Regions from separate parts of the Mus musculus genome. Here region 1 is linked to region 2. Evidence: chromatin loops called from intact Hi-C (ENCODE). Cell type or tissue: heart. All regions are shown on one strand. Links, peaks and the distances in the headings refer to the core of each region. The heading gives the core; the rest is flanking DNA.

Region 1 (10,431 bases), core at 2,366-6,365, 500 kb after region 2:
ATCCCACTCCACTAGCAGGGACAGTCAGGAAGATGCTGCGGTCATCCCTTGCCCAGCCCTCTCCAGTTAATATTCAGGAAATTAGGCTGGCCCCACCTGGACCATCCCAAAGGTCCCAGGATAGCCACCACCCTCCTAAGCACCCCCTCCTCGAGCCCTGTTGGCGCAGCATAGCATCCCTGGGACTGGGGGGGTCTCACCGACTTGCAGCACTGGGCTTCCGGATCTTAGGTTCCCTCCACCCAGTCTGTAGGTGAATGGGCCTTGCCCAACACTACACCCCAAGGCAGAAGTTAAAATTGGCCCATCTCTGAGCCCTTCTGCACCCTGATCATGATGTCCTGAGGCTGTGGTCAGTAAGGTTGGTTCTGCTGGCAGGCCTGCCTTGATCTGCCCACTGAGACTCCCTCCCCAAGCCCCGCACTGACCCCAGGTTTCAGGAGTGGTGTCCTGGGCAGGGAAGGTCATTTACAATTTGCTAAGCGGAGGTGACTGTTGGGCTGCCAGCGCAGGTATGGGAGCGCTGCCCAGGCCTGCCAAGCCCTCGCCGGCTACCTCATGTACTGTGGATCTCAGACCCTTCTAATCATGTGCTGACTCCTGCAATTCACTCACTGCCTTCCCTGTGGAAGTGACACTAAATCAGCAAGGCCCCTCCCCTCCCCCACCCAGGTGCTCATGAGAACTACCCCCACACTCGCCCAGGCAGGACCGGCCCATGGTGACCTTGTTCTGAACCCCTCTGTCCTTTTGTGCCCGGTTACGTGATCTTTGCTCTGTTTGCAGAGAGGCCTGCAGCAGAGCTCTTTGTGGGGACCCTGTCCAAGGCCTTCTGTCCAGACATCTTATCCGGAATAAAGTGTGTTTGACTCTCAGAAAAGCTGCCTGTCTCTGAGTGTGTGTGTAGGGGGGTGCGGGGAGGCTGTCACTCTAGCTCTGCCCTCCGGAGCCCATCTGGTGCCCACACCCACTTCCTCCTGCCTGCCAGCCTTTCTGCTTTTCTTCCTGATCTGAGGCCACAGTCGCCCTGGCCCTGGCTGGGCGGTGAGTCTGTGAAATTAGCACCTTATCTCAAGTCGCCCAGGCGCCTTCCCACTGCCCTGAGCCAAGTTTGCATTGCTTGGGCAGTCTCTATCTCCCTTCCCTTCCCTGTGTATCCCAAGCAGAGAAGGGGGCCTGGGTGTCTGCCCCGACTTCTCTCCAAGTGCATTCTCCAGCCCTCCATGGCCTGGCTATTTTGAGCCCTAAAGCCTTTGGCCTCGGTATAAGTGGAGGCTTGGCAGGCTCCTCAGGGCAGCTGGAGAATGTGACATGCTGAAGTAGGCAAGCTAAGGGCCAGAGAACCGGTAGACTATGCGGGGAGAAGGCTGGGTGGGGAGGCCACTTCCCGTCTCTGAGACATACACATTCTTTCTCTGCCCTGCCCCCTACACACACACACACACACACACACACACAGGGCTGGTTTATGGCACAGGAATGTAACACCTGCTTCTCATAAGAACAGGGAGAAGAGCTGGGACATCCTGTTCATTCCATCTTCTTAGTCCACCCTAGTCTATACCCCTCTCTCCCAACCAGCAGGTCACCTCCCCTGGAGCAGTGCTCCCCGACTCCATCTTTAAATGAAAGCCCCAAAGAAAACCCTGATCCTCTTGCTCACAGGGAGGACTAACTAGAATGGCAGAGTCAAGAATCCAGGATCAAATGCTAATTTACAGTCAGCCAAGATTAGACAAAGAGGCCAAGGTAATTCTCCGCAGAGAGAACAGAGCCTGACACTATATATCTGCAGTCCCGGCCCTCTGGGGGTGGATACAGGATTGGGAGTTCAAGGCCAGCCTGAACTACATGAGACCTGGTTTCCAAAACAACACAACAAAAACCCCTTTGTTTTCAGTAACTGGGGCTAATACAACTGAGTGTTCACCTGCAGGGAAAACACATTTGGATTGCTCCCTAACCATAACGAAAATAAACTCAAACACCGGGCCTGGGCCTGGGAGCCCAAGACTCAAGGGCCTGGAACAGAAGGCTCCTGAGTTTAAAGCCAGCCCATGCTGTATAACTACGTCATGTCTTATCAGCCACAGATAAAGAAATGAAAATAAACTTAATAAAATTAAATTAATAAAAAAATTAAAAGTGGATCATGGACTTAAATGGAAGAGTTAACGCTATAAAACTTAAGAGGCCTTCAAGCTAGGCAATGAGTCTCACATGTGAGCAACAAGATAAAAAACGCAGATGTTGGCCTTCAAAGTTTTGGTAAGCTTTTGTGATTGAAGGTCAGAACCGAAGCGCCTGGAGATAGAGAAAGATAGAGAAAAGGTCACAGGCAGATACCCAGGCGGTCTGAGCTGTGCCATTCAAGGAAAGGGTGAAAGGCCTCCAAAGACTGGGGATTGGCGAAGGATCCAAGATACCCAGCCATCTCCAAGGAATGTGTGTCTGGGCAAAGGGGACGCCGCTGTAGGACCTGCTCACTGCTCCTCCGGCTCACACACCCCTCCCCACAGAAGATGGGCTCTGTGTAAAGGTAGAAGGTTGCTTTCCTTCCCTTTCTTTAAAAAAGAAAAGGGGTGCCCCCCATACCCCATGCCTGTAGTTCCCGGAACTTGGGGTTGAGGCCTGAAGGAATAGCATTGAAGGCCATCCTCACCCTTGATGGCACAGTGAGTTTGAAGTCAACTTGGGCTACATGAGACATGGTCACAAAAAAAAATTTTTTTTTTAATGTGGCACGATGGCTTAGCAGGTAAAAGTACTTGCCACACAAGCCTAATGACCTGTGAGAGTCCCAGACCCAAGTAAAGTTGAAAGGAGAGGATTAACTCCACAGAGTTGCTTCTGACCTCCACCACCCACCCCACACCCCATCATACACAATGATGATAATCAAAATGTTAAAATTTAGAATAAAGCCTAGAGCTCTCTCTGAATTTTTCTTTCAATATGCTCTTTTTAAAAAGGAAAACAGAGGCAGGCACGGCCTTTAGTGCCAGCACTCAGGAGACAGAAGTAGGCAGATCTAGGTCTTTGTGAGTTCGAGGCCAGCCTAATCTACAGAGCCAGTTCCAGGACAGCCAGGGCTACACAAAGAAACCCTGTCTGTTTCAACCCTGCAGGACTGGAAAATGAAGAAAAAGGAGAGGGAGAGAGAGAGAGAGAGGGAGAGAGAGAGAGAGAGAGAGAGAGAGAGAGAGAGAGAGAATGTGGAGAAAAGGAGAGAGGAAGATATATCAGGATGGCGGTGGCATGTGCCTTTATCCCCCACCCCATGGGGGAGGGGGTAATGTGTTCACGTGAGAGCGTGGGTACACACTGAGTCCAGAGATCAAAACTGGATCTCTTCCTCTGTTGCTCTCTGCCTTATTTGAGCCTCCCTCTCTGGCACGCTTGAGACAGGGTTTTCTAGAATCCCTGGTTAGCTCTGAGCTCACTATGATGTATAGGCATGCCCCACCATGCCTGGCTAAAGTATACACCTGGAAGACTTGTTAGTTTAAGTCTTAGTTACCTCTCTGCTGCTGTATACCCACCCTGGCTAAAATCAACGTACAGAAAAGTTTGCTCTGGCTACATTCCCAAGGGAGGGTCTATAATGGTGGAGGCGAGGCAGCAGGCAGCCAGAACCTATGTTTGACCATAACCTGGAAGCAAAGAGGGCAAACTAAAGTGGAGTGAGACGGTAATATACTCTCATCAACCTCCTGGCAGGGGCTGTCAACTGCAACGTCATGTTGTGGTGACCACCACCACCATAGTTTTATTGCTCCATAACTGTCATTTTGCTATTGTTATGGTTTGTAATATAAATATCTGTGTTTCCCAGTGGTCTTAGGTGACCCCTGTGAAAGAATCACTTGACAACCCCAAGGGGTCGCGACCCACAGGTTGAGAAAGGACCGACCTAACCGTCCTATTATCTCCCCTAAACAATAACACTAATCCGGGACCAGGCGTTGTAATACATGAACCTATGGGGGCCATTTCTCATTCAAACCACCACAGTATAGAATCTGAATCATGGAAGTAAAGGGAGAGGACTAAGACTTCCTCGGAAAGAAATGGCTCCTCAGTGGGGCTGATCAGAGTCGGGGGAGAGCAGAGTCCTTAGCGAGGCTGAGTTCTCAGAATCCCGAAGCTTCCGGTTTCCTCCAGCCCGCTGAAGATGGGATGGCCTGGGCTGGAATGTGTGGAAAGTTAGGGGTGAGGAGCAGGCTCCGTTGGGCCTGTTTCTAAGGGGCGTGTTCTTTTTCCTCTACAATTTCCAGACGCCATCCTGAGATCCTGGAACAAGCTTTAGAGATGGCAGCCGCAGGTCTCCTGGAAGCAATGACCCACCTGCAGGGGCAGCGCTCAGCCTGCCCAAATCATGTGCTGGGTGTAGGCTGCCCCCTGGTGGCCACACAGGGAAAGAATGTCTCATTCTTCACACCAAATGGTTAATTAAGGTTGTAGCAGGCTTTTCAGGGCAGGGCAGAAAGAATTCTGGGATTGTTCTGGAGTGCAAAGGCAGAGGGACAGGATGGTCAGAGACAAAAACCAAACAACAACAACAAACCAGAGCTGGAGAACAAACTGAGACCCAGCCAGCTTACTTCACACATTAGTGAAAGAGTGGTAACAGCTGTCACACACTAGAAGGCTCAAAAGGTACTCAAGGCAGATGGTGAAAGTGAGTTGTATCTGTGCCAGCACCCAGGAAGCAGTGGCAAGAGAACTAGCAAATTTGAGGTCAACTTCATCTACATAGAAACTTCCAGGCAAGCAGGTCTATTTAATGAAATCAAAAAAGGAAAAAGAAAAAAAAAAAGAAAGAAAAGAAAAGAAGAAACAAACAGGGGCAAAACCAACAGCAACAAAACCCCATGGCACACTTTTTGGTTTTTGGTTTTTATTTTGTTTTTCGAGACAGGGTTTCACTGGGTACTCCTTGCTGTCCTGGAACTTGCTCTGGCTGGCCTGGATCTCAGAGATCCGCCTGTCTCTGCCTCTTGAGTGCTGGTATTAAGGGCGACCACCATTGCTGCCCAGCTAGTGACACATGCTCTCAATCTCAACACTTGGGAAGCAGAGCTCTGTGGAATCAAAGCCAGCCTGTACACAGTGGTACCCAGAGCTGCTTGGTGACACCTTGTCTCAAAAAAAAAAAATGGTGTGGGAGTGGAGTGACTAAAGAAGAGATGGTTTAATATTTAAGAGCACTGGCTGCTCATCTTCCAGAGAACCTGGAATCTATTCCTGGCACCCACATGGTGCCTCACAAGCCTCTGTAATTCAGGTCCCAGAGGATCTGTAGCCCTTTTCTGGCCTTGCAGTCATTTGTGGTATATAGACATATATATACGGGGACAACACACCCATAGACAGTTAGTTAGTTAATTCGTTCATTAGTACCCCACTCTAGTGCACCTGTGCACATGCCGTGACTGGTATGTGGAGGTCAGAGGACAACTTCTAAGGATCATTTTCCTTCCTCCTCTTCCTTCCCCTGGGTCCCAGGGACTAAATTCGGGTTGTCAGGTTTTGTGGCAAGTGCATTTGTCTGCTGAGCCATCTCACTCTGCCCCCACCACCACCACCATTTTTTTGAGGTTTGCTCTTGTTCATACTGGTCTTAAACTCCTTGGCTCAAACTACTGTCAGCACACAAGTCCATAAAGCTACCACAATTCCCCTGTTCTAAGAAAAAAAAATAGGTGTACCTATAATCACAGGAATTTGAGATTCTGGGGCAGGAAGTTTACTTTGGCTTCGAGGTCAACCCAGTCTATAGAATGAGATTTTGTCTCAAAACAACAAGAAGAAATTAGAAAATGAATTGGTAAAGGAACATCGATTTGTCTATAGTTTGGTCTGAAGTCAAAATTTCTGGTTTCTTTGAAGACTCCTTTGTGTCATGTAATGTTTTTCTAAAAACTGTCTTATGAGAGATGTTTTGGCTAAAGCAGACCCATGAAAAGATGATTTGCTAAGAATAGACACATGATGTTCTTCTAGAGACAGCCTAAAAGGGGGGGGGGTGGATATGATGTTTTACCAGAGCATATACTTGAGAAAACACATGATGTTTCTTTTAAAAAGACATAAATATAGCCCAAGGGACAGTAGACACTGCCAGATGGTGTTGGTTCACCTTGCCATTCTTTGTTGGTTATCATTTGTCATCACTTCATAGAAGGAAACGCACCAGGTAACTTCTAACAGCTTTATGACAATGGGTAAGTCTTTTTTTTTTTTTTTTTTTTTTGAACGTACTGAACACGAGTTTTCCTTTGAAATGCATTAATTTAACAGACCACCAGCTTCCAGCATCCTGGAAGCTAAGAATGTTATCTGAAGCCTGCAACTGATTCCCAGATTCACTATAACCCACTTCTGATGTCTCCACCAATCTATTCAAAAAAGTGTTTTGATATGTGCTCCATTACTATAAAAACTTCAAATTATTTCCACATTGGAACATGGAAACTGGGTTGACCTAAAACTGTTCCAGGGCCATGGTCATTCATATTGGGCTTCAGAATAAGCTCTCAGTCCTTTTGAAGCGAGAGTTGTGGGTTTTGCTGTCAATAGAGGACAATCTCGGGTGTTACCTTCTACCTTAAGATAAGGTCTCTTCCCCATCTGTCACTTTATACATCAGGGCAGCTGTCTCCAGCGCTCATCTCCCGGGAGCACTGGGATTGCAGCCTCCCAATGCTGGGACAGCTTTATGTGGATTCTGCCAATTCAAATGAATGTCCTCAGGTGCAAGCGCTTTATCCACTGAGCTATCTTCTCACCCAGAGAAATCCTTATTTGGTTTCCAGATCTTTAGCCAGAAATGACAACTGAGACTTCTCTAATATAAACAACAGTCTGATACGAAATAAAATCCAAATACACATTTATTAGATGAGGGGTTAGAATATAGCTTAGTGGTAGAGCCAAGTCTTGGCTGGCTTCAATTCTCGTCGCTTAAAAGAGTGGCTAGATATTTGGAAGGGAAGTGACTTGCGGAAGAAAGAGGGCCGAATCTGAAAGGGCTTGGGCATGCGCAGCGTCTCATCGGGCCGAGGATGTTTCATAGGGTCACGCACCCTCCAGCCACGAGCGCGGTCAGCAGACCCTGACCAGTGTCTGAGTCCGGAAACCAGGTTCTCCGGGCGGGTAGCAGGAGCCAACCTTCAGGTCACGTGGCCCGAGGTCGGCAGCCGATTGGATGCTGGCAGCCCTGCCCCGCGGGCCCGGAGCTTGGTATTGGTTGTGAGGGGGCAGCGGCCGCGCGGTTGGCATCATGGAAGCCGCGGGGCTGGCCGTGATTCTGGGGTTCCTACTCCTGGCTGGGGGCTCTGTGGGTGATGAGGCTCGGGAGGCAAAGGCCGTGCGGGAACTGGTGGTCCGGCTACTGGGACCCGGGCCGGCGGCCAATTTCTTGGTGTCCGTGGAGCGCGCGCTGGCGGACGAGTCGGGCCTGGACACCTACAGCCTGAGCGGCGGCGGCGGGGTGCCAGTGCTTGTGCGCGGCTCCACGGGCGTGGCGGCAGCCGCGGGGCTGCACCGCTACCTGCGTGACTTCTGTGGCTGTCAGGTGGCCTGGTCCAGCGCTCAGCTGCACCTGCCGTGGCCGCTGCCCGCTGTGCCCGACGGGCTGACCGAAACCACGCCCAACAGGTATTGATGCTGTGGGTCCCAGACGGCTGGGGCAGCTGCCTGCAGCCTCGGGACAGCCACCGTTGGTGAGGACCAGCACACCTAAGTCGGGGCTGCAGCTACAGACTCGCCTGGAGACTGAGAAGGAAGTGCTGGCTCGGGGATCTGTGCCTTCAAATCTTGGCTCCCCTCTAGCTGTATATTCTTGAGCCAAATCATTTAGCTTCCCAGCCCCCACTGCTGGAAATAATGACAAACTATAGGAACTGTGAGCCCTCTTCATGAGAGAGACCAATTTTGCCTTATGGCACTGACACCCTAAGACACCACAGGATGCACAGCAGGAGCTCTGGGCATGTTGAATAAAAATGAAGTTATGTATTCACAATAGCTACTAGCTAGGGAGGTCTGCGGGAAGTTCCAGCTTCACCCGAGGTGGATTTGGAATGAGCAGGAGAGGAGGCACATTGAAACCTTTGCCCACTGTCCTGTATGCGTACTGTGTTGGGGTTAGTAGCTGCCTCTGGCTGCCTCTGAAGTGTTCCAGAGGGGTGAGTGAGGCATCCCATATGTCCCCAATAATGTGCCCCTACCCGCAGGTACCGCTATTACCAGAATGTGTGCACGCACAGCTACTCCTTCGTGTGGTGGGACTGGGCCCGTTGGGAGCAAGAGATTGACTGGATGGCACTGAATGGCATCAACCTGGCTCTGGCTTGGAATGGCCAGGAGGCCATCTGGCAAAGGGTTTGTGCCAACCTGGCCCCTCACACTCTCCTGCCTGCCTTACATACACCCCTGCCCCTGGGAAACCGAGGCCTTCCAGGGTGGGACAAAGTATCTGGCAGTATATGTCTGTAATCCCAGGACTCAGGTAGAGGCAGGAAGATTCAAGATTGAGTTCCAAGGCAGGAACTCAATCAGGGCAGGTACCTGGAGGCAGGAACTGAAGCAGAGACTTTGGAGCAACACTGCTTGCTTCCTGACTTGGTCAGTCTTTCTTATATACCCAGAACCACCTGCTCAGGGATGGCACAGCCCCCAATAGGCTGAGCCCTTCCATATCAGTCACCAGTCAAGAAAGTGCCCCCACAGGATTGCCTTCAAGCCAATCGGATGGGGGTATTTTGTCAATGGAGGCTGCTTCTTCCCGGATGACCCTAGCTTAAGTAAGGATGACGGGGGGGGGGGGGGGGGGGGGGGAGCCAGAGACTCTCCGTGGTTTGAGGGAAGCCTCTTTGTGTCCCAGAGAGTCACCCATCCCACAGACATGGAGCTGTTTCCTGGACCGTGAGCTCCCTGTAGGCTGAGGTCCAGATCTGTCTTAGTAGCAGTAGTCCCCAGCTCAGAGAGGTGGTGAGCAAGAACTTGTCCAATGACGTGGTTTATAGGTAGGGGCTCTTCCTGCTCCACAGGTATACCTGGCCTTGGGCCTGACCCAGTCAGAGATCGATACGTACTTCACCGGTCCTGCCTTCCTGGCCTGGGGACGCATGGGTAACTTGCACACCTGGGATGGCCCCCTGCCCCGTTCCTGGCACCTCAGTCAAGTCTACCTGCAGGTAAAGAGTGGCTAAGGAATGGTGGAATGGGGGCTGAGTGTTCACAGAGCCAGGGATGGGTGCTTAGCTAGCCTCGGGGCTCTTGCCTGATCTATAGATCTGTGTTCCCTTCCTGAGGGAGCAAGGGACACCCCCCAGCAGAGGTCCTGTCACATTGACCTCTATCCCTCCCAGCATCGAATCCTGGACCGGATGCGCTCCTTTGGCATGATCCCAGTGCTGCCTGCCTTCGCAGGGCATGTCCCCAAGGCCATCACCAGGTGAGGTCCTCCCTCCCTGCTCAGCTCTAAGGGAAAAGGGTCGCCCTGCAGAAGGAAATGCTGAAACTCCGGATATTGGCTCGGCTTGACTCCTGCCTCTGCTGTCAGCCACTGCAGATTGCTGGATGACTCTGACTCGGTTTCCTTGCTTGTCAAATAGAATCATTGCTGGGTATGATGGCATACTCTTCTGAGCCTGGTACTTAGGAGCCTGGGGCAGGAACACTACCAGTTCCAGGCCAACCTGAGCTACATAGAGAAACCCACCCATGGGGCGGGGGCCTGCTGAAGAGATGCCTCGGCTCTTAGCACCTGCTGCTCTTGCAAAGGACCATGGTTCAGTTCCCAGCACCCACGTGGTAGTTCCCAAATCCTGAGGAGCTGATCGCCTTCCTAGCACACATCATGCATACGGTGCACAGACATAAATGCAGGCAAGCATTCATACCCAGAAAATAACAATAAATCAATCTAAAGTATTCCCAGGATTCCTACATTGTTAACATCAAATTTAGACAACTCAACAAATTTTTAAAGGTTTTCATTTATTTTATGTGTGTGAGTGTTTTGCCTGTGCATATAGGTCTGTGTACCATATTTGTGCCTGGTGCTCTCGGAGAACAGAAGAGGGCACGGGATGCCCTGATGCTGGAGTGAGAGATGGCTGTGAACTACCATGTGGTTGCTGGGAATCAAACCTGGGTCCTCTGGAAGAGCAGCCAGTGCTCTTAACTGCTGAACTCTCTCTTCAGTCCCTAACTTTAATATGTGTATGTGTGAATAATTTATATATGTTATGTATAAGTACATAACTTAATTATTTAATTAGGGAATATTTAAAGAAAAGGAATGGAAAATTACTAAGTAACAAGATGGCTCCTTTACCTGCTGTCCTGAGTGCTGCCAGGCACACAATGTTAGTGAGTAGCTGCTCTTGGTGGCCTAGGGAGTGTGCTGGTCTCTGCGCT
Region 2 (10,431 bases), core at 2,464-6,463:
AGCCAGGGCTATACAGAGAAACCCTGTCTCAAAACAAAACAAAACAAAACAAAACAACAAAGACAACAAAACAAAACAAAACAAAACCAAAGAGATATGTCACCACCATCTGGCTCTCCCCCATTTTGTTTTGTTTGTATTTTAAAAAAGGGCGGGGGGGGGGGCTGGAGAAATGGCTCAGCAGTTAAGAGCACTGACTGCTCTTCCAGAGGCCCTGAGTTAGATCCCCAGCAACCACATGGTGGCTCACAACCATCTGTAATGAGATCTGATGCCCTCTTCTGGTGTGTCTGAAGACAGCTACAGTGAATTTATATATAATAAATAAATTAAAAAAAGGAAAAGGAAAAGGAGACAGGCCTTATGAGTCTCACGCTGGTCTTGAACTTGACACATAGCCAATAAGGACCTTACCCTTCCCTGTCTGTACCTCCCAAGTGCTGGGGTTACAGGCGCATCTCCTCTCCCAGTTTCTGTAGTTCTTGGAGTCAAATCCAGGGCTTCATGCTTCACTCATCATAGCCTCTACCAACTGAGCATGTCCCCCACTCTACAGAGTGTTTTCTGAAAGCTACCTGAAAGTATGGATTGCATCTCCAGGAACCGTTTCCAGATGGGGTTATAGTCCCCACCCTGGAGGCACACATCGTGTGCACCGTTCCTGTTCTAAAATCGGTCCCCTCACTGAGGGCCTGGGAGCTACAGTGCCGGTCCCTGTGTCCCAGTCCTCAGTGCTGCACAGACCAAAGATGGGGCAGGGCTCCTCGGGGGTCATCTGGAGCTGATCTCAGTGGACACAGGTCCTGGCCGACCAGGGGCTCTGTCAGCGTTACAGACTGTCTCAGTTTGTTCTCTGCCTTCTTCCCCGCCCGCCTCCCAGTGAAGCTGAGAGACTTCGAGTCAGCTGTGAATAACTTTGAGAAGGCCCTGGAGAGAGCCAAGCTGGTCCACAACAACGAGGCGCAGCAGGCCATCATCAGCGTGAGCATCTGTCAGCCGCTGGGCTGGGGAGGGGTGGAGTGGGTGGCCCGGCTCTCGGCCCCCTTAGCCTTTCCCCAGCTGCTTATCGCCCATCCTTCACAGGACACAGGCCGGCAGGGCGCTGGCTTTGACCTTTGCCACTGCTGACCACCTGTCCGGCAGCCGATCCGAGTAGTGGTTTGATTTGAAACAAACAAAAGAATCGAAACTTTTACTAAACAGTCACCTCTTCCATTTACTATGCACTGTGACACTTCCTACTGTCTTATTTATGTATTAATAATGTAATTATCCATTAACTAATTCATTAGATATGAGGACCTCTTTCCATTGCCCAGGTTAACCTCAACCTCCTAGACTCCAATGGTCCTCCTGCCTTAGGCTCCAAAGCCGCTGAGACTGTAAGACACTAGGTGTGGGCCATCACACTACACGTGGCTTTCCGGTTTCCTTCGTTTAATGTGGATTGACATTTCCTCTTCCTTCTTTTTCTATTTTCCGTGTGTGTGTGTGTGTGTGTGTGTGTGTGTGTGTCAGCTGCCCAGGTCCCCCTTTCAGTTTCTAGCCTTCTACCCTTCCCCTAACAGACTGTCTTGTGCCCATGAACAAGCACTTTAATCTCTGTCTAGAATTTTCTTTTTTTTTTTTTAAAGATTTATTTATTTATTATATGTAAGTACACTGTAGTTGTCTTCAGACACACCAGAAGAGGGCATCAGATCTCATTATGGGTGGTTGTGAGCCACCATGTGGTTGCTGGGATTTGAACTTCGGACCTTCGGAAGAGCAGTCGGGTGCTTTTACCCACTGAGCCATCTCACCAGCCCCCTGTCTAGAATTTTCTAAGTCCTCCTAGGTTTGACCCTTCCCCTTCCAGGAAGCTCTCGGCTAACTCCTAAGTGTTAGCTTCGAGATCCTCTCCCAGGGGACCTTCCATGACCCCCTCAGTTTTCAGTCACCCAGCCCCGCCCAGGAAGCAGCTGCAGAGTTCGGTTTCTTACTCATTAGCCATATTTCAAGTGCCCGGCAGCCACGCGTAGCTGGTGGGACCGCATGGTACAGATGGAGAGTAGTCCCACTATTGCAGGCATTCCTGGTGGGCAGTGCCAGCCTAGACTAGAAGTGCCAGGGGGCAGAGTCCACAAGTTGAGTGAGGCAAAGCCAGGAGGTAGCTCAGGCTTGTCCAGCCCCGCCCCCACCTGTCTCCTCCCAAAGATACTGTTCCAGGTGGACCTCAGCCAAGTCCCATAAAGCCCTCTTCAGGGGTCCCCCACCTACCTCTTCTTGACCACCAGGTTCCTCAGGCGCTTTTCACAGGGAAGTTCTGGAGGCACACAGGTACAGGCATCCCCCCAGTATAATCATCTGCTAGAGTGGGTTTTGATGGGGGTGCCTCTCCTCTGAAGCAGGCCCCTGCTGAGAGGCCAGAGCACACAACTCAGCAGCACTGGCATGGCCAAGGGGGCCAGACTGGAGACACGGGTAGCAGCAGGAGCTTGAGAAAGGAGCAGGTCACCTTGTCAGTGACACCCCGAGGATGCACCCAATAGGAGATAGGCCTCAGGCTGAGCTTTGGAGGACAAGCAGGATTGGTCTGGAATAGCGGGGCACAGGGTGGGGGCAGAGAGCTGTGCTGGAGGGACAGGGGGTGCCAGAGAAGAGACCTTTTGGGAGGAAAGTTTATGATGTGGTGAGGCCAATACTTTCATATCGCAGTAGAAAAATCCCTCCCAAGAGACCCCCAGTGAACACCCCTGCTTCTTCTGTATTTCTCAGGGTAGCTTAGGCCTGACATATCGCTGCCCAGTTCTCGTTGAGGGACAGTCCCCGTGACACACACCTCAGAATGCCCACCTTCACTCCAGCCCTGCCACGTGTGTGCTCCACGAGTCTCGCTTGTGGCCCCTCTGACTTGATCCTCTCCCACATGACCACCCATGGAGAGCACAAGTATTTACCTTGCAGTTATTGTGGTAAGGTGGGCTGAGCCCATGCCTGTCTGGCTGTGATCCTGGCCCCATGTGAAGTTTAGTGTCCGCACAAAAACCAAGGCAAAAGCATAAGCCCTTGTCTGTGACCAAGGAGAGTGGGAGCGAGAGCCCTGGTCTCCTGGGAGGCAGGGCTTGGGGCTCTCCGAGAGGCAGCGCTGAGGTTACCCTGAAGGCTGGGCATTGACTTCATTAATTGATCCTCCGTGGCTCCTTGTGGGACCAGGTCTGAGACCCCTCCACCTACCCCTGCCTCTTGCGTTACCATTTCTAGATATGAAACCCAACTGGGCAGGCCCCAGAACCATGTTGTCCACCAGGCATCCAGTTACACATATCCTAAAGCCTCAGTATCCTAGAGCTCAGTGCCAGCCTCTGAGATGACTGACAAAGATGGAGGCTCTTCAAGACCTCACAGAAAGCAGGGTGTGGGGACATGCTTATAATCCCATCAGAGGCAGAAGCTGCAGCTCGGACCGACATACTTAATGAGTCCCTGTTTCAATTTAAAAAAAAAAAAGATTTATTTATTACTATACATAAATACACGGTAGCTGTCTTCAGACACACCAGAAGAGGGCGTCAGATCTCATTATGGGTGGTTGTGAGCCACCATGTGGTTGCTAGGATTTGAACTCAGGATCTTCAGAAGAGCAGTCAGTGCTCTTAACTGCTGACTCATCTCCCCAGCCCAAGAGACCCTGTTTCAAAACAAAAAGCAACCAGGTGGCGCATGTAATCCCAGCATGTAGCAAGTAGAGGCAGGAATTTGAGGCCAGCCTGGGATAGAGAGCAATAGCCTGTCTCCAAAAAAAAAAAAAAAAAGAAAGTGTTCACCAGCTCCTCTGACTTCCACAGGCCTTGGACGATGCCAACAAGGGCATCATCGAAGAACTTAAGAAAACGAACTACAGGGAGATACTCAGGGAAAAGGCAGAGAGACGTGAGTCACTACCCCTTCCGTCCCTCCCCCACCCTTCTCTGCCAGTTATCCTGCCTCACTCACCAGTCACTCCCAAGGCCAGGTTGGCATTGCCCTCTGAGTATGCTCACTCACGCAGTTGCCAACAGCAGCTGAATCTCTTCCTGGATCAGGACGGGGATGGCCTGGCTTTGCCCCCAGCCCAGCTGCCCTGTAACTTCGTTCTTCCTTCTTCCATTCTGTCTTCAGGTTATTCGTGGGGTATTTACCATTTTTATCACTTGCAGTGTGCCAGGTAGGTGTTAGATTCTCAGACAGACCAGGGACTCTTCTCTGCAGGGCCCACAGCCCACAGGACCATTACTCTGTAGCAGGGAATGGCCATCACTTCCTGACGTTCCTCTAGTCTCTCCCCACCAAGTCCTGGGTTTACAGGTGTTTGCCTCCAGTTCTCAGGGCTCAGGACTCAGGGTCATCCATCCATTGCACCATCTCTCCAGTGCCTGCCTCGTGGTAGCTGATTCCCTCAAAGAGAGGTCAGTCCTCTGTTTGGAGATTGCATGGAGCAGTTAAAAAGCCACTGGAGTGATGGATAGGGGCTGGGGAGTGGGGGGTGGGCAGAAAAGCAACTTCTCCTCTGGGCCAGCCACAGGCAGAGGAAAGACCTCATGCCTTCTCATGGGGGCACTTCCTTCTCTGAACAGAAGAGGGCACTGTTGTCTATCTTTTTACCTTGGGATGGCTGAGCCCCTTTTCCACTGACTTCGCCATGAGCGGCTTCCAGGAAGAAGAGCATGAAGGATACCCAGGATGCGATGGTGACTTTTCTGTATTTATCAGCCAAGGAGCAAGAATCATTAAGACGGCGGCTCTCCAGCAGCCCCTCTTACTCACAGCCTGCTCACATGTTTACAAAAGAACTGGACACTGACTGCTCCCCAGGGACAAACACAATGGTGGCAGGATGGGGCCAGTGGGGGGGGAGAAAAAAAAAAAAGACCCCGTGTCCCCTGTCAACACCTATGCCATTTTTGTCCAGGAAGGAAGGATGTCTTTTGCATCACAGCAGTGGGAGGCAGGGTTGTGGGAAGATCTGATACAGTGTGACAGTACCATTGTGGGAGGGTCTGATACAGTGTGACAGTACCAGAGCAGTGGCTGCTCACAGGGCATGGAGCAAAGAGTAAAGCACCAGTGCCATTTCCTGTAGGGAAAGAAGCCTGTGTTCTTGGGTCAGGCCGTCCAGGGTTCTAATTCTGGTTTCGGTCTTTCTTGGACTGTGGTGAGTTCTCCTTTGTGCCAGTATCGGGCTCCCTTGCAATTGCGTGGTAATCCAGCGGTGTGACATATGCGGTGGCATCTCACCCGATGGCACAGCAGAGCCTCTCCGGGACCCGAGCAATGATTGGCTCCCTCCCTTGGAAAGAGTGTGACATGTGACACCATGTGACCGAGGCCACCCTCAGGTCTTTGCATGGGCCGCGCGTTTCACCCTGCACCCACCCCGTTCTGTTTTTCAGAGGACATCATGTCACAGATGGATTTGCAGGGAGCATCTGAGAAGGAGCCGCTGCGAGGGCGAGAGGAGCAGGAGAGGGTGGTGAAGCAGTGGGAGAGGGACCAGGAAAGTGAGAGAGAAGCCACGGATGACGAGCAAGACAGGAAAAGCTCGGGAGGACTCAGCAAAAAACTGTTGGGAGACGGTCACTCGTCAAACCTAGGGATTAGGAGAGAGTCCAGAGAAATCTACAGAAGGCTCTCGGACTACTCCAGCCACCTACCCTCAGAGGACGGCAGCCAAAAACAAGAGAAGAAACAAGCAGAAGCAGCCAAAGGGGAGGTCCAAAAGTTGGAGAAGACAAAAGAGGAATAATCTAAAGCCCAGGCTACTTAACAACAGAGAAGGGATGAAGACCGCTCAGTAGGCTCCGAGGTTCAGGCGGACAGTGTTCCCAGGTGTTTTGGAGAGGAAACACTGGGAGACTCACTCCTACAGACCCCCCGCCCCCGTTTCTCCATTAAATATGCGCCTTTAACTTTTATAGATCTTGAGTGACACTGTGCTGCCTCCCACCCCTCGTTCTCAGTAGGGACCAATGGAAGAGATGAGCAGGGTGGGTGGAGAAGCAGGTGAGTGTCTGAGAGCGCAGAACCCTGAAAGAACAGGAAAGGAAAGCCCCGAGAACCGTTGACTCAGTTTCCCCAGGATGTACAAGGCTTGGGAGTGGGGTGGAGATATACAGAAACCCCAGCTCTGCTGACATCATCCATCTTATAAAGCCTGTAGGCCTTCAGAGTAGATTGGAGTAAAAGCTGTGTCTACCGGCAGACTGTCTGGGAGAAGAGTCCCAGAATGTGCGGCCTCCTCTGTGCAGCCTTAAGCTGCCCTGGGAATATTATGTTCTAGAACAGCACAGAAATCCCACTGAGAAGGCTGTGACTTCCTAGAGTTAGCGAATAAACATCTGGCCTCAAAAGGATCAGCCTGGGCTGGAGAGATGGCTCAGTGGTTAACAGCAGTCCTGAGTTCAATTCCCAGCAACCATGTGGTGGCTCACAACTGTCTGTAATGGGATCTGATGCCCTCTTCTAGTGGATCTGAAAACAGCAACAGTGTTCTCATACACATAAAATAAATAAATAAATCTGGAAAAAAAAAAGATCAGGCCATCTTAGGGTTTTAACTACTGTGAACAGACACCGTGACCAAGGCAACTCTTAGACAACATTTAATTGGGGATGGTGGTTTACAGGTTCAGACGATTATTATTAAGGTGGGATTGTGGCAGAATCCAGGCAGGCTGGAGGACCTGAGAGTTCTATATCTTCATCTGAAGGCTGCTATGAGAAGACTGACTTCCAGGAAGCTAGAATGAGGGTCTTAAAGCCCATGTCCACAGTGACACACTTTCTCCAACAGAGTCACACCTCCTAATGGTGCCACACCCTGGGCCAAGCATATACAAACCATCATGCAAGGCCTTTGCCATGTGGTCCAGAAGCAGGGATAAAGATGACTTAGGCTGGATGAAGCCAGGATTCCAGTCAAGTGAGAGGCAATTCAAAGGCAGAATGACTTTGGTCCCCAAACTTATCCCCAGGTCAAGTCCAGGAACTTGTGCCTACTAGACAAGTCTTCTAACACCAAGCTATAGTCCCAGTCCCTAGATAAAAGTATTTTAAATCATGTCTTTTTAAAATTACATTTTAAATGAGGCCGGAGAGATAGCGCAGAGGCTAAGAGCAAGGGCTGCTCTTTAAGAGGACCTGAGTTCAATTCCCAGCAACCACATGGCAGCTCACACCTGTCTATAACTCTAGTTCCAGAAGGTTCTAAACCCCCACATAGACACATATGCAGGCGAAACACCAATACACATAAAATAAAACTCATCTATTAAGCCAGGCAGTGGTGGTACACATTGTTAGTCCCAGCATCAGGGAGGCAGAGGCAGCCGGATCTCTGTGAGTTTGAGGCCAGCCTGGTCTACACAGTGAATTCCAGGATAGCCAGAGCTGGACAGAGAGATCTCTCAAAGAAATAAAAAGTACATTTTAATTTATTTTTGTGTGCATTTATGTGTGCGGACCTACACACCTACTACCTGCCTGTGGCTGTCAGAGAAGAACAAGTCGAGGGAGTTGGTTTTCTATCATTCATGGCCTAGAAGTTCAACTCAGGGTAACGTGGCCATGTTAACAAAGCTATATCTCAACTGCTCCTGAGAAATTATATATAATTATATATCCGTTTGTTTTGTTTTGTTTTGTTGAGACAGGGTGTCTCTCTGTAGGCCTGGCTGTCCTGGAACTCACTCTGCAGATCAGGCTGGCCTGGAACTCACTGAGATCTGCTTGCCTCTGCCTCCCAAGTGCTGGGATTAAAGAAAAAAGTGAAAGTGAACAATGTCACCACGTCCTCGAAGCTAGGATGCACTTGCCTAGCTTGCAGGAACCCCAGCATCTTAAACAGCTGACATGTTCTTGTATGTATGAATTTCCAGCAAGAGGATAAGAAGTTCAAGGTCACCCTTTGTTACATAGAGAGTTTGAACTTAGCCTGGGTTACATGAGATTCATCTTTAAAACAAACCTTTTTTGGGGGATATCCAGCAAAGAAGACTGCTTAGACCCAAGCGGAAGCCAATAGAAAGTCTTTATTAGCCAGCCCCTCAGCCCCTTCACTAGACTTTTTTTTTTTTTTTTTTTTTTTTCCTGAGACAGGGTTTCTCTGTGTAGACCTGGCTGTCCTGGAACTCACCCTGTAGACCAGGCTGGCCTTGAACTCAGAAATCCACCTGCCTCTGCCTTCCAAGTGCTGGGATTAAAGGTGTGTGCCACCACCACCCAGCACTTTTCTCAGGGTAGGCTTTTAATCATAAAAACCACATCCTGTGTTGACACACCTAAGTCAGAAGCAGACTATAGGAGCCAAAAATCAAGGTTAGGACATTTAGGGCCTTTCCCAGAATTATGGACTTTGATGAATTAGGTCTTTGTTTTTGTTTTAGGAGGCGGTGATGCCTATCGGCCTGGTTTCGTGGCCTGAATGGTACTTCCTTCACATGTCAGTTGTGATAAGGTCTATGAGCCTGTTTCAAAATTTTAAACTATCTGACTGCACCCATTTCATCCCAGCCTGCCTGGGAACCCAGGAAAGGCAACTGCCTCCTGTTTTAAGAGTTCATCTCTCTCCTGGTGATGTCTTTAATCCAAGCACTTGGGAGGCAGAGGCAGGCAGATCTCTGTACCAGGCCAGCCTGATCTACATGGTGAGTTCCAGGACAGTCAGGGCTACATAGTGAGTTCCTGTCTCAGAGAAGGGAAAAAGTTAAACTTTAACTTTTAAGGAACAAAGAGGTGGCGTGGCGGACTCTTTCTTGGCATTGAGAGTCCAGGTGTGCTTTTACTTTCTGCCAAGGCTCAGACCGCTGCTTCCTGGCACTCAGGTTTCCATTCCCCGGGGGCGCGTGCGCAGAGGCTCGGGCTGACCCCGCCCTGTCCGCGCGCCCCGCCCCCAGGCTATGAAAGGGACCCTGCGTGGGGGGGCCCCGGACACCCGGAGACGCCCGTGTCCCTCACGCAGGCGGGCGGCCCCGGAGACATAGTACCCGCAAAGGCGGTGACGGCGGTGCGCCCACTCATCATGGTGAGCGCAGCGCGTGCGTGGGGGCCGGGGCGGGAGAGAGGCTAACTGAAAGCGAGATTCTTGGGGATGCATGGGCAGAAGTAGTTTGCAAATGAGGACACCAGGTTCCGGAGTTGAAGTTGCCTCTGGGTCCTCCAAGGCAGCCCTAAGGCAAGGGGCGCGAGCGGGGATATTTTGGGGGAGTCTTAGTGTCTTTGGAGAAGGAAATATCGCCGCAGGGAAGTGAAAGTCGATGCTCCTTGGCGACACCAGCTGGCAAATGGGTCTGGGTAGCACCAGAGAGTGCAGGGCTGTTGTGGAGCCCGCGCTGGGAGTGGGTTCCTGCACAAGGCTATAGAGAAGCCAGAAGCCAGCTAAATTCTCAGGGGCGGAAGCCGTTGTAGATGACAACTGAAACCGCTATGTCTTGTTTTTGTCAGAGAGGTGCTGCTAACACACAGCAGAATAGGGGGCACAGATCTCTGAATACAGGTGCCCTGTGCCCTAATCCTACAGATTGGGGGAGGGGGCGCACTGAGAGAGCAGAGGAGGAGGTGGTTGTGAATATGCCCTTTGTCCAGTGCCCTCCTGCCCTGCCCCCCACCAGCCCTCTGTGGGACCATTGTCCCCCTATACCCAGACAAGAGAGTATTATCTGTTGGTGCCATTGTTGGGTGGAGGGAGGCGGTCTTTGGGTCACCCTCCCCTGCCCTCACCCTCCTCTGCACACTCAAGAGAGCCAAGGCAGCTGTGGCTTTGCCCATACATAGAGCCCCAGGCCTCCAAACAGGACATCCTTAAGAGGTGCCAAGAATATATAAGTTAGGGCTGACAGGGAGCCACAGGCACTTGCTGCCCTTGCGTGCCCTGTCACCAAGGTGTTCTGAGGGGGAGCAGAGAGTGATCCTTGGAGCCAGAGACTAAGAGGTTAGGTAGCTTCAGAAAGATTCCCTCTACCTTACAACCCAGCTGTTGAAGATACTGAAGGATCTACTGCGAGGAAGAAAATCCACCATTCCCCTCCGGGGAAAGCATCCACCATTCAAGGGTGCTTTAAGTTAGGCTTGGGGATTCCTCAACTGACAAGCGGTCCCCCTCTGGGAGAACTCGGCCAGAGACTAGGGTGTGGTGCTTGCGGGCTGGCTTTGAGGAGCCGGGGCTGACATCTCCTCCTCCCTTCTTACACAGAACACAAGCTTTACCCGCAAAAGCCACACATTCCTGCCCAAGCTCTTCTTCAGGAAAATGTCATCCTCAGGAGCAAAGGAGAAGCCAGAGCTGCAGTTCCCTTTCCTTCAAGATGAGGACACGGTGGCTACCCTCCACGAGTGCAAGACGCTATTCATCCTGCGCGGCCTGCCGGGCAGCGGCAAGTCCACACTGGCTCGGCTCATCCTGGAGAAGTACCACGA

Evidence for each region. Hi-C counts contacts between places; a loop is a spot of excess contacts. Peaks named below come from ENCODE experiments on the same cell type or tissue, not always from the same donor. Only the 100,000 strongest peaks of a DNase experiment are listed, where the experiment ranks them.
Region 1: it touches region 2 in a loop (2.1-fold over the local background); 1 of 42 quality-filtered maps calls a loop at or near these places.

The regions. Positions count from the first base shown.
Region 1 is chr11:101,062,840-101,073,270 of GRCm38, forward strand. It overlaps Atp6v0a1 (ATPase, H+ transporting, lysosomal V0 subunit A1), which reads left to right. Exons shown (of 22, transcript NM_016920.4): 22 at 1-880. Naglu (alpha-N-acetylglucosaminidase (Sanfilippo disease IIIB)) reads left to right here and starts at 7,255. Exons shown (of 6, transcript NM_013792.2): 1 at 7,255-7,662; 2 at 8,241-8,388; 3 at 9,057-9,203; 4 at 9,378-9,463. The coding sequence starts at 7,286. In heart, for the core only: a CTCF peak has its summit at 4,408 (motif pointing left); a DNase peak (open chromatin) is centred at 4,252; H3K4me3 peaks cover 636 bases; H3K27ac peaks cover 2,127 bases.
Region 2 is chr11:100,566,029-100,576,459 of GRCm38, forward strand. Ttc25 (tetratricopeptide repeat domain 25) reads left to right here. Exons shown (of 12, transcript NM_028918.3): 10 at 881-981; 11 at 3,828-3,912; 12 at 5,412-6,538. The coding sequence ends at 5,764. It overlaps Cnp (2',3'-cyclic nucleotide 3' phosphodiesterase), which reads left to right and starts at 8,911. Exons shown (of 4, transcript NM_009923.2): 1 at 8,911-9,040; 2 at 10,208-10,431. The coding sequence starts at 9,038. In heart, for the core only: a CTCF peak has its summit at 4,584 (motif pointing right); DNase peaks (open chromatin) are centred at 4,833 and 5,323; H3K4me3 peaks cover 1,686 bases; H3K27ac peaks cover 452 bases; H3K27me3 peaks cover 982 bases.